2 separate regions of the Homo sapiens genome follow, and region 2 is linked to region 1. A link is a loop called in an ENCODE intact Hi-C map of the cell type or tissue named here. Cell type or tissue: HepG2. All regions are shown on one strand. Each heading gives the region's core, and the rest is flanking DNA. Links, peaks and the distances in the headings are about the cores only. Region 1 overlaps TSPEAR (thrombospondin type laminin G domain and EAR repeats). Region 2 holds the start of KRTAP10-12 (keratin associated protein 10-12).

Region 1 (4,391 bases), core at 299-4,298:
AAAGGAGAAATTAGGACACTTCTGGATAAATAAATGCTGAGAGAGTTTATTGCCAGTAGGCCTGCCCTACAAGAAATGACAGCTCAGGATGAAATCAAAGGGCACTAGACAATAACTTGAAGCCATATTAAGAAATAAAGAACTGGCTGGGCACAGTGGCTCACGCCTGTAATCCCAGCACTTTGGGAGGCTGAGGCGGGCAGATCAGAAGGTCAAGGGTTTGAGACCAGCCTGGCCAACATAGTGAAACTCCATCTCTGCTAAAAATACACACACAAAAAAAAATAGCTGAGTGTGGTGGTGGGCACCTGTAATCCCAGCTAGTTGGGAGGCTGAGGCAAGGAGAATCACTTGAACCTGGGAGGCAGAGGTTGCAGTGAGCCAAGATCGTGCCACTGCTCTCCAGCCTGGGTGGCAGTGCAAGACTCCATCTCAAAAAGAAAAAGAAGAAAAGAAATAAAGAACACTAATAAAGGTATCAGTTTTGGTAGTTTGTATGTTAATAGGAATTTATCCATTACATCTAGGTTATCTACATTATGAATGTATTTAATATCACTAAACATGCTTAAATGGAATAAATTTTATTGATTTTATGTGTTAGTGTACAATTGTTCATATATTCTCTTATAGTCTTTTTTATCTATATAGGTCAGCAGTAATGTTCCCACTTTCATTTCTGATTTTAATAATTAGAGCCTTCTCTTTTTTCTCAGTCTAGTTAAAGGTTTGTAAATTTTATTGTTGCTTTCAAAAAACTAATTTTAGGCTTCGTTGGTTCCATTGTTTTTCTATTCTCAATTTCTTTATTTGCTCCCTGTATTCTACATATAATCTTTATTTTCTTCCTTCTTCTAGGTTTTGGTTTAGTTTGCTCTTCCTTTTCCTGGTTCCTTAAGGTGTGAAGTTAGATTACTGAATTGAGATCTTTCTTGTTTTTTAATATAAGCATTTATAGCTACAAATTTCCCTCCATAAACTGTTTTGCCGTATCCCATAAGTTTTGGTTTGTTATATTGTCACTGTCATTTATCCCATAGTATTTTCTAACTTCTCTTTTGATTTATTCTTCAATCAACTGGTTGTTATAAGTATGTGTTGTTTAATTGCCACATATTTGTGAATTTTCCAGTTTTCCTTCTGTTATTGATTTCTAATTCCCACTGTGGTCAGAGAAGATACATTATATGATTTCAATAATTTTAAATTTATTGAGACTTGTTTTTTGGACTAACATATGGTCTAATCTGGAGAACTGAGAAGAATTTGTATTCTGCTGTTGTTGGGTTGAATGTTTTATACACGGCCATATTAGATCTAGCTTGTTTATAGTGTTCTTCAAGTTCTCTATTTCGTTATTGATCTTTGATCTAGTTCTATTTAAAAATTTTTTTTAATCAGTGGAAGTGACTTATTGAAGTCTTCAAACATTATTGTTGAACTGGAATTGCCTATTTCTTTCTTCTCTTCTTTCCATTTATGCTTGATATATCTTGGGGGTCTGATGTTTGTTAGGTACATGAATGTTTATAACTGATGTTAGGTACACAAATGCTATAAAATGATGGCTTATGCCTGTAATCCCAACTACTCAGGAGGTTGAGATGAGAGGATTGTTTAAGGCCAAGAGTTCGAGACCAGCCTGGGTAACAGAGTAAGACCCTGGTCCCTAAAAAAATATGTTTTTTCATTAGCCAAATATAGTGGTGTGCACCTGTAGTCCCAGCTACCTGGGAAACTGAGGTGGGAGGATCACTTAAGTCCAGGAGTTTGAGGCTGCAATGAGTTATGATTGTGCCACTGCACTCCAGCCTGGGCAACAGGCTGAGCAATACCCTGTCTCTGTTTTAATGGTGCTAGGACAACTGGATATCTACACACAAAATCATAAAGTTGCACTACATCTCACACCAACAAATTAACTAAAAATGGATCAAAGCCCTACATATATGAGATAAAGCCATAAAATTCTTAGAAGGAAACATAAGAGTAAATATGTATGACCTTATTTTGGGCAATGGTTTTTTAGATATGACACCAGAAGCATAAGCAACAAAAGGAAAAAATAGATAAATTGGATGTCATCAAAATTAAAAAGTTTTGTGCATCAAAGGACACTATCAAGAGAGTAAAACAACCCACACAAGGGAAGAACATGCTTGTAAATCATAATTCTGATAAGGATCTAACACCCAGAATATATAAAGAACTCTTATAATTCAACAACAAAAAGTCAACCCAATTTAAAAATAGGCAAAGTCCTTTAATAGACATTTCTCCAAGGAGGATATGCAAATGGATGATACACGCAGGAAAAGAAGCTCAATGTTATTGGTCATTAGGGAAACAGAAATCCACACCACAATGACATGCTGTTGATACTTCATACCCACCAAGATGGCTATAATTTAACACACACATACACCAACAAATAGAAGGTAGCAGATGTTGACAAGGATGAAGAGAAACTGGAATGTTTGTACATTGCTAGTGAGAATATAAAATGGTACAGATGCTGTGAAAAACAGTCTGGCACGTCCTCAAAATGTAAACATGGAATTCCATACAACTCATCAGTTCCCACTCCTAGGTATATACCCAACAGAATTAAAAAGAGGTGTTCAAACAGAAACATGTACAAGAATGTTTATAGGGCCGGGCGCAGTGGCTCATGCCTGTAATCCCAGCACTTTGGGAGGCCGAGGCGGGAGGATCACTTGAGGTCAGGAGTTCAAGACCAGCCTGGCCAACATGGTGAAACCCCGTCTCTACCAAAAATATAAAAAATTAGCTGGGTGTGGTGGTGCGCACCTGTAATCCCAGCTACTTGGGAGGCTGAGGCAGGAGAATCACTTGTACCCGGGAGGTGGAGGTTGCAGTGAGCCGAGATGGGGCCACTGCACTCCAGCCTGGGTGACAGAGGGAGACTCTGTCTCAAAAAAAAAAAAAAAAAAAAAGAATGTTTATAGAAGCACTATTCACACTAGCCAAAAGTTGAAAAGAACCCAAAAGTGCATTAGCAGATGAATGGATAAATGAAATGTGGCGTGTCCCTTTGATGGAATATGATTCAGCCAAGAAAAGGAATGGCGTTCTGAAACATACCCAAACACAGGTGTACCTTGAAAACATGCTGAGTGAACAAAGCTAGACACAAAGACCACATATTCCATGACTGCGTCTATATGAAATGTGCAGAACAGGCAAATCCATAGAGACAAGCAGAATAGTATTGGTTGCCAGGGGCTGGGCATGGCTGCTTAATAGTACCGGGGTTCCTTCGGGAGCGATGATAGTATTCTGGAACTAGGTAGTGGGGATGGTTGCACAACATTATGACTGTACTGTCACTGAATTGCACACTTTAAAATGGGTAAAATGGTACATTTTATTTTATGGTTGATCACAATTTAAATAAAATTACACCTGCCAAGGGTTTCTAAGAATGAAGCCCCTCGCTCTGCAATGCTGGATATTATCAGCATTTTAAATCTTGTTTGCTCTTACAGGTGGGAGACGTGTGTTTAAACCTGAGAAACTTTAGTTATTAATGAGATCAACTAGCTGTTCATCTCATTCATGCTTATTGGAAATTTAAAATTTTTAGTCTTCTATTCATTTCTTTTGTATCTTATCCTGTTTTAGTGGTAAGGACTTCAAATTTTTCACATTAATCTTCCACCTGTCATGGAGATTACAAGTACTTTCTGGCAGTTCATATCTTCATTTGTGTACCCAATGATTCCTTCAGGGCTGTGATGGGAACGTCGTGGATGCTGAGCTGAGCTGAGGCATGTGGACCGGTCTCCAGCACCCAACCCTGCCGGGTTTCCAGGGGACATACGTTGTATGTGTTCTGGTCAAGGTTTATGCTTTCGTTCACATCTGACCCTCTGACATTCCACTGGGCATTTTATACTTGGGTCTGCTGGCTGACGGGCTTCCTTTCCCATTGTATTTCCACACTGTCATGGCAGGGGTACAGGTAGGGGGTGCTGGGTGCAGTGACTTTGTCTCTCATCCAGCCCTTCAGTGAGCGTGGCCTGGGACAGTCACTCTGATCCTAGGTGGACAATGATGTCACCTACAGATACTAGAAATTCACATCACATTTCAACTTCTTGGCATGTGGCTTCAGCCAAAGTGCAAACATAGAGTAAGACCAGGCGTCCGGGCAGTGGGGCTGACTGTGGCCCCATCTGACACTTTTCTCATCCAGACCCCAAGTATCCTCCACTCTCCACGCAACCCTCACTCCACACCTGCCTCTCCAAGGTAGAGGCCCCTCCCCACCCTCAGACCCTGACCTGCACCCGCCCCTCTCAGGACACCTGACCAGGGCTCCAGGGGATGGCAGTCCAGACCCAAAGGCCAGTCCCCAAACCTTGTCC
Region 2 (4,391 bases), core at 244-4,243, 63 kb after region 1:
TCACAGGGTAATGTTTACAACGCAGAGACCAGCAGACACCACACACCAGGGCTTTTCACTTCAAGGGGCCCATCCACCACACACCTCGAGCCCTCACCTGCTGGTCACTGCCTGTGGGCCTGAAGCCCTCCAACTTTCCAGGCAGAGCCAAGCAGCTCTCCCTTAATCTCAGGATCCTCCAGGCTAGATGAGCCCTGGGGCTCTAGAGTCCTCAACCACAAAGGCTGCCGAATGTCTTCTTCTCAAAATTAAAAACAATTCACTTCCCATAAAGAAATCTTTCAACCTCCTAGAACAACCCCTCTGAACTCTGAACTGGACCTTCCCTTCACAATAATGTTTTTTCACATTCCCACTCATAAATAAACCCAAATCCTCTCTCTTTAGATGGAAGGAGCTCCTTTTTTATAGCTAGACCCAACCGTCTGGGCACCCATCAGATATTTTCACATCAATCCCACACCGCCATGTCTAAACCATGCTCCGCCCCGCTCTTCTCACACAATCTGGGTTTCTCATTCTGATTTCCCATGTCCCTTGCTCTCTGAGGCAGCAGAGGTTAATGGCTAAGAACATAGAATACGGGCCTGCCAGGCCTCCAGTGTATGCTCCTCTGCCTGCTGGTGCAGCCTTTTGCACAAGTTCTTCATTGTGACTCAGTTTCTCCATCTGTAGAGTGGGGATAATAACAGCCCCTACTTTACAAGGTTGATGTATGGGTTAGTGAGGTCATATTTACAAACTTGCTCAGAATACTTCCTGACACACAGCAAGACCTATCACATGACTGTTTGCCGAAAAAAATAAAAATAAATCCAGCTCCCAAGCCATTCATTGGTCTACGGATTCAAGATAAAGAGAATATAAAACAAGAAGAAAAACATCCTTGACTCAACTGAGTGTGAAGAAATTAGGGGGAAATAATAGTAAGCAATACCAAATGACAATCACAGAGGGGCGGCCAAGGGCTGCTGACCTTCTGTGGTCCACGCAGAGGCTGGGCTCCAGCCCATTGGCCGGCTCCCTCCACGGCCCCACGGTCCCGCTCAGTTCTGACACCTGGGGAGCTTCAGGAGCTAAGCTACGCTACACGGTTCATGGTGAGCATCCTCAAGAAACCACCCCAAACACCAACAAGGAAAGAAGCCTGGGGCCTTGTGCTGGGACAACACACACACCCTTGAGAGATATATAAGCTCCTAGCACCCAGACACTCACTCACTCCCTCCTTCCCATCCAGCACCCAGACGCTCACTCACTCCCTCCCTCCTGCCCATCCAGCACCCAGACGCTCACTCACTCCCTCCCTCCTGCCCATCCAGCACCCAGACACTCACTCACTCCCTCCTTCCCATCCAGCACCCAGACACTCACTGTCTCCCTCTCAGCTCCCCCAGCTCAACCCCCAGCACGGCTGCATCCACCATGTCCGTCTGCTCCAGCGACCTGAGCTATGGCAGCCGCGTCTGCCTTCCTGGTTCCTGTGACTCTTGCTCCGACTCCTGGCAGGTGGACGACTGCCCAGAGAGCTGCTGTGAGCCCCCCTGCTGCGCCCCGGCCCCCTGCCTGAGCCTGGTCTGCACCCCAGTGAGCCGTGTATCCAGCCCCTGCTGCCGAGTGACCTGTGAGCCCAGCCCCTGCCAATCAGGCTGCACCAGCTCCTGCACGCCCTCGTGCTGCCAGCAGTCTAGCTGCCAGCCGGCTTGCTGCACCTCCTCCCCCTGCCAGCAGGCCTGCTGCGTGCCCGTCTGCTGCAAGACTGTCTGCTGCAAGCCTGTGTGCTGTATGCCCGTCTGCTGTGGGCCTTCTTCTTCATGCTGCCAGCAGTCTAGCTGCCAGCCAGCTTGCTGCATCTCCTCCCCGTGTCAACAGTCCTGCTGTGTGCCCGTCTGCTGCAAGCCCATCTGCTGTGTGCCTGTCTGCTCTGGGGCCTCCTCTCTGTGCTGCCAGCAGTCTAGCTGCCAGCCAGCTTGCTGCACCACCTCCTGCTGCAGACCCTCCTCCTCCGTGTCCCTCCTCTGCCGCCCTGTGTGCAGACCCGCCCGCCGCGTGCCCGTCCCCTCCTGCTGTGTCCCCACCTCCTCCTGCCAGCCAAGCTGCGGCCGCCTGGCCTCCTGCGGGTCCCTCCTCTGCCGCCCCACATGTTCCCGCCTGGCCTGCTGAGGCCTCTGCTCAGGCCAGAAGTCCAGCTGCTGCCAGGCATGTCCCCCAGGGCCACTGGGCACTATGAGTCCCCCACCTCTCCCACTACTGGCCCCTCGGCTGCTCTGGTGTCTGTCTCTTCCTTGGAGATGCGTGCACAGCCTCTCTTCCCCTAAGCCCTGGGGGCTCCTGCTAAGCTCCAGATGACCCTGCCTCCACCCACTCCCCCGGCTCTTCCAGACCACTTCCCACATTCCAGGCCCCTGTGGTCTCGCCTCCTTGGAAGCTGCTGTGCCTCCTCTGGCCATTGTAGGACCATGCTTGGAAGTCCTAATAAACACCCTCCACGTAGCCCGGCTGCACTTTGCTCTCTTCTTTGAGTCATTTCTGGTTGAATTGCTGACCAGCCCGACAGGAGGCCAGGACACAGATGCAGCCTCCTGGGGCCCTCGCGCCCAGTCTCAGCCCTTCTCCAGGCCCCAACACACATTAGTCTGGCACTGGTGCCGTCCCCGCAGGAATGTACCAGTCCCAGGGAGGGTCAACGGAGCGGCCGTCCCCACCCCAGCCCAGCAGGCAAGTCCGTCTCCCAGGGCCCTGATGGGCGAGTGTCAGAGGTGGCAGCGGGGTCACTCGCAGGCACAGCCGTCCCCACCGCCCCACATTTCCCCGCCAAGTTGCCAGTCCCTGCCAAGTGGGGGCTGGCTGGACACGGAGTCCTGGCTGCAGACAGAGAGGATGGCTCGCTCCACCTGCAGCCCAGCCCCTCAGTCCTCACAGGGAGATTCAGAGTCCCGGGACAAGCGTCCAGGCTCAGCTGCCAAACCTCTCCCACCTCTCCAGATCCAGAAGCGGTCCACTTCCTTCTACTGCCCCTACAACTCCCGTGTCTGAAGCCTACTGCCCAGATCATGAATATCTTGAAGTCTCTTCTAACAGAAAATAGATAAAGCTCCAGCCGGGGCAACAGAGTGAAACCTTGTCTCCATTAAAAATAAAAAGGCCAGGCGTGTGGCTCAGGCCTGCAGTCCCAGCATTTTGGGAGACTGAGGCAGGAAGATCACTTGAGCCCAGGAATTCGAGACCAGCCTGGCCAACATAGTGAGACCTTGTCTCTAAAAATACAAAAATTAGCAGGGCATCATGGCACGCGCCTGTGGTACCACCTACCCGGGAAGCGGAAGCAGAAGAATCACTCGAGCCGGGAGGCGGAGGGTGCAGTGAGCTGAGATTGTACCACTGCACTCCAGCCTGGACGACAGAGTGAGACCCTGTCTCAAAAAATTAATTAATTAATTAAAGTAAAAAATACATAGCTGGGCATGGTGGCACGAACCTGTAGTCCCAGCTACTCAGGAGGCTGAGGTGGGAGGATCACTTGAGCCTGGGAGATCAAGGCTGCAGTGAGATATGATTGAGCCACTGCACTCCAGCCTGGGTGAGAGTGAGACACTGTCTCAAAAAAAAAAAAAAAAAAAAAGGGTTGGGGAAAGAAAAGGGGTGCAGCCGAAGGCCCCTCCCTCCTGACTGCAGCCTCTGACTCAGTGCTGCCTTGCACCTCCCAGAGGAAGTGGGTCCTGGTGACCCCATCTCACCCCCAGCTCCTCCAACACACCGTTCTTCTCTTCCCTCTTCCCACAGCTGGCCAAGAACTGCGGTGCTCAGGTCGCTCTCCCTCTGTCCCTCACTCTGCCGGCCAGCCCCTGCTGCGCCTGGCCCTGTAACGCCGTCTCCCTGGGCTTCTGGGATGCGTCTGTCTCAGCTCCTGCACCCACTCCTCTGACTTTTCTCTATGTGCGTTCTCTCCCTGCCCCCAAACTCCAGGTCTCCAACCAGGTGCCTCCCCTGGGCTCCCAGCCACGCTTACGGCGGCCTCCAGGTGTGCCCCCAGACCGAAGGGAAGCTGCATCTGGGCACATCTGAAGCTGAGCTAGCGTCTTCCTCCAAACTGCCCTCTCCCCTGACCGGCTGGGGCAGCTGGACTCCACCCCGTCCCCCGCCCTGCCCTGGCCCTGCCATCTTCACTGAGCTGCCAGATATCTTTGGGGTCTGCCCTGCCTCTCCCCTCCACCATTTCTTTAGCTTAGGGTGATTTGCTAAACAGCTCTGGGCCAGCAGGGCTGCCAACAGTCCTGTCCACAGGTAAGAGCATCCTAGGAGACGCCCCGTGCTTTGAGAGTGCCCCATGACAACAGAGATTCTTCTACAGAATTTTTTTTGGAAGAAAGCATGTTCTTTGTCCAAGAGAA

The links. Hi-C counts contacts between places; a loop is a spot of excess contacts. Peaks named below come from ENCODE experiments on the same cell type or tissue, not always from the same donor. Only the 100,000 strongest peaks of a DNase experiment are listed, where the experiment ranks them.
Region 2: it touches region 1 in a loop (3-fold over the local background); 1 of 110 quality-filtered maps calls a loop at or near these places.

Annotation. Positions count from the first base shown.
Region 1 is chr21:44,632,410-44,636,800 of GRCh38, forward strand. The region is part of intron 1 of TSPEAR (thrombospondin type laminin G domain and EAR repeats); the gene reads right to left. Among named protein-coding and RNA genes, the nearest start is that of KRTAP10-10, 2.8 kb to the right of the region's middle. In HepG2, for the core only: no CTCF peak of the experiment used is centred there; no DNase peak of the experiment used is centred there.
Region 2 is chr21:44,695,777-44,700,167 of GRCh38, forward strand. The region is part of intron 1 of TSPEAR (thrombospondin type laminin G domain and EAR repeats); the gene reads right to left. KRTAP10-12 (keratin associated protein 10-12) reads left to right here and starts at 1,396. Exons shown (of 1, transcript NM_198699.1): 1 at 1,396-2,268. The coding sequence starts at 1,426. The coding sequence ends at 2,163. RefSeq lists enhancers at 1,256-1,935, 1,936-2,615. In HepG2, for the core only: no CTCF peak of the experiment used is centred there; a DNase peak (open chromatin) is centred at 2,515; H3K4me3 peaks cover 484 bases.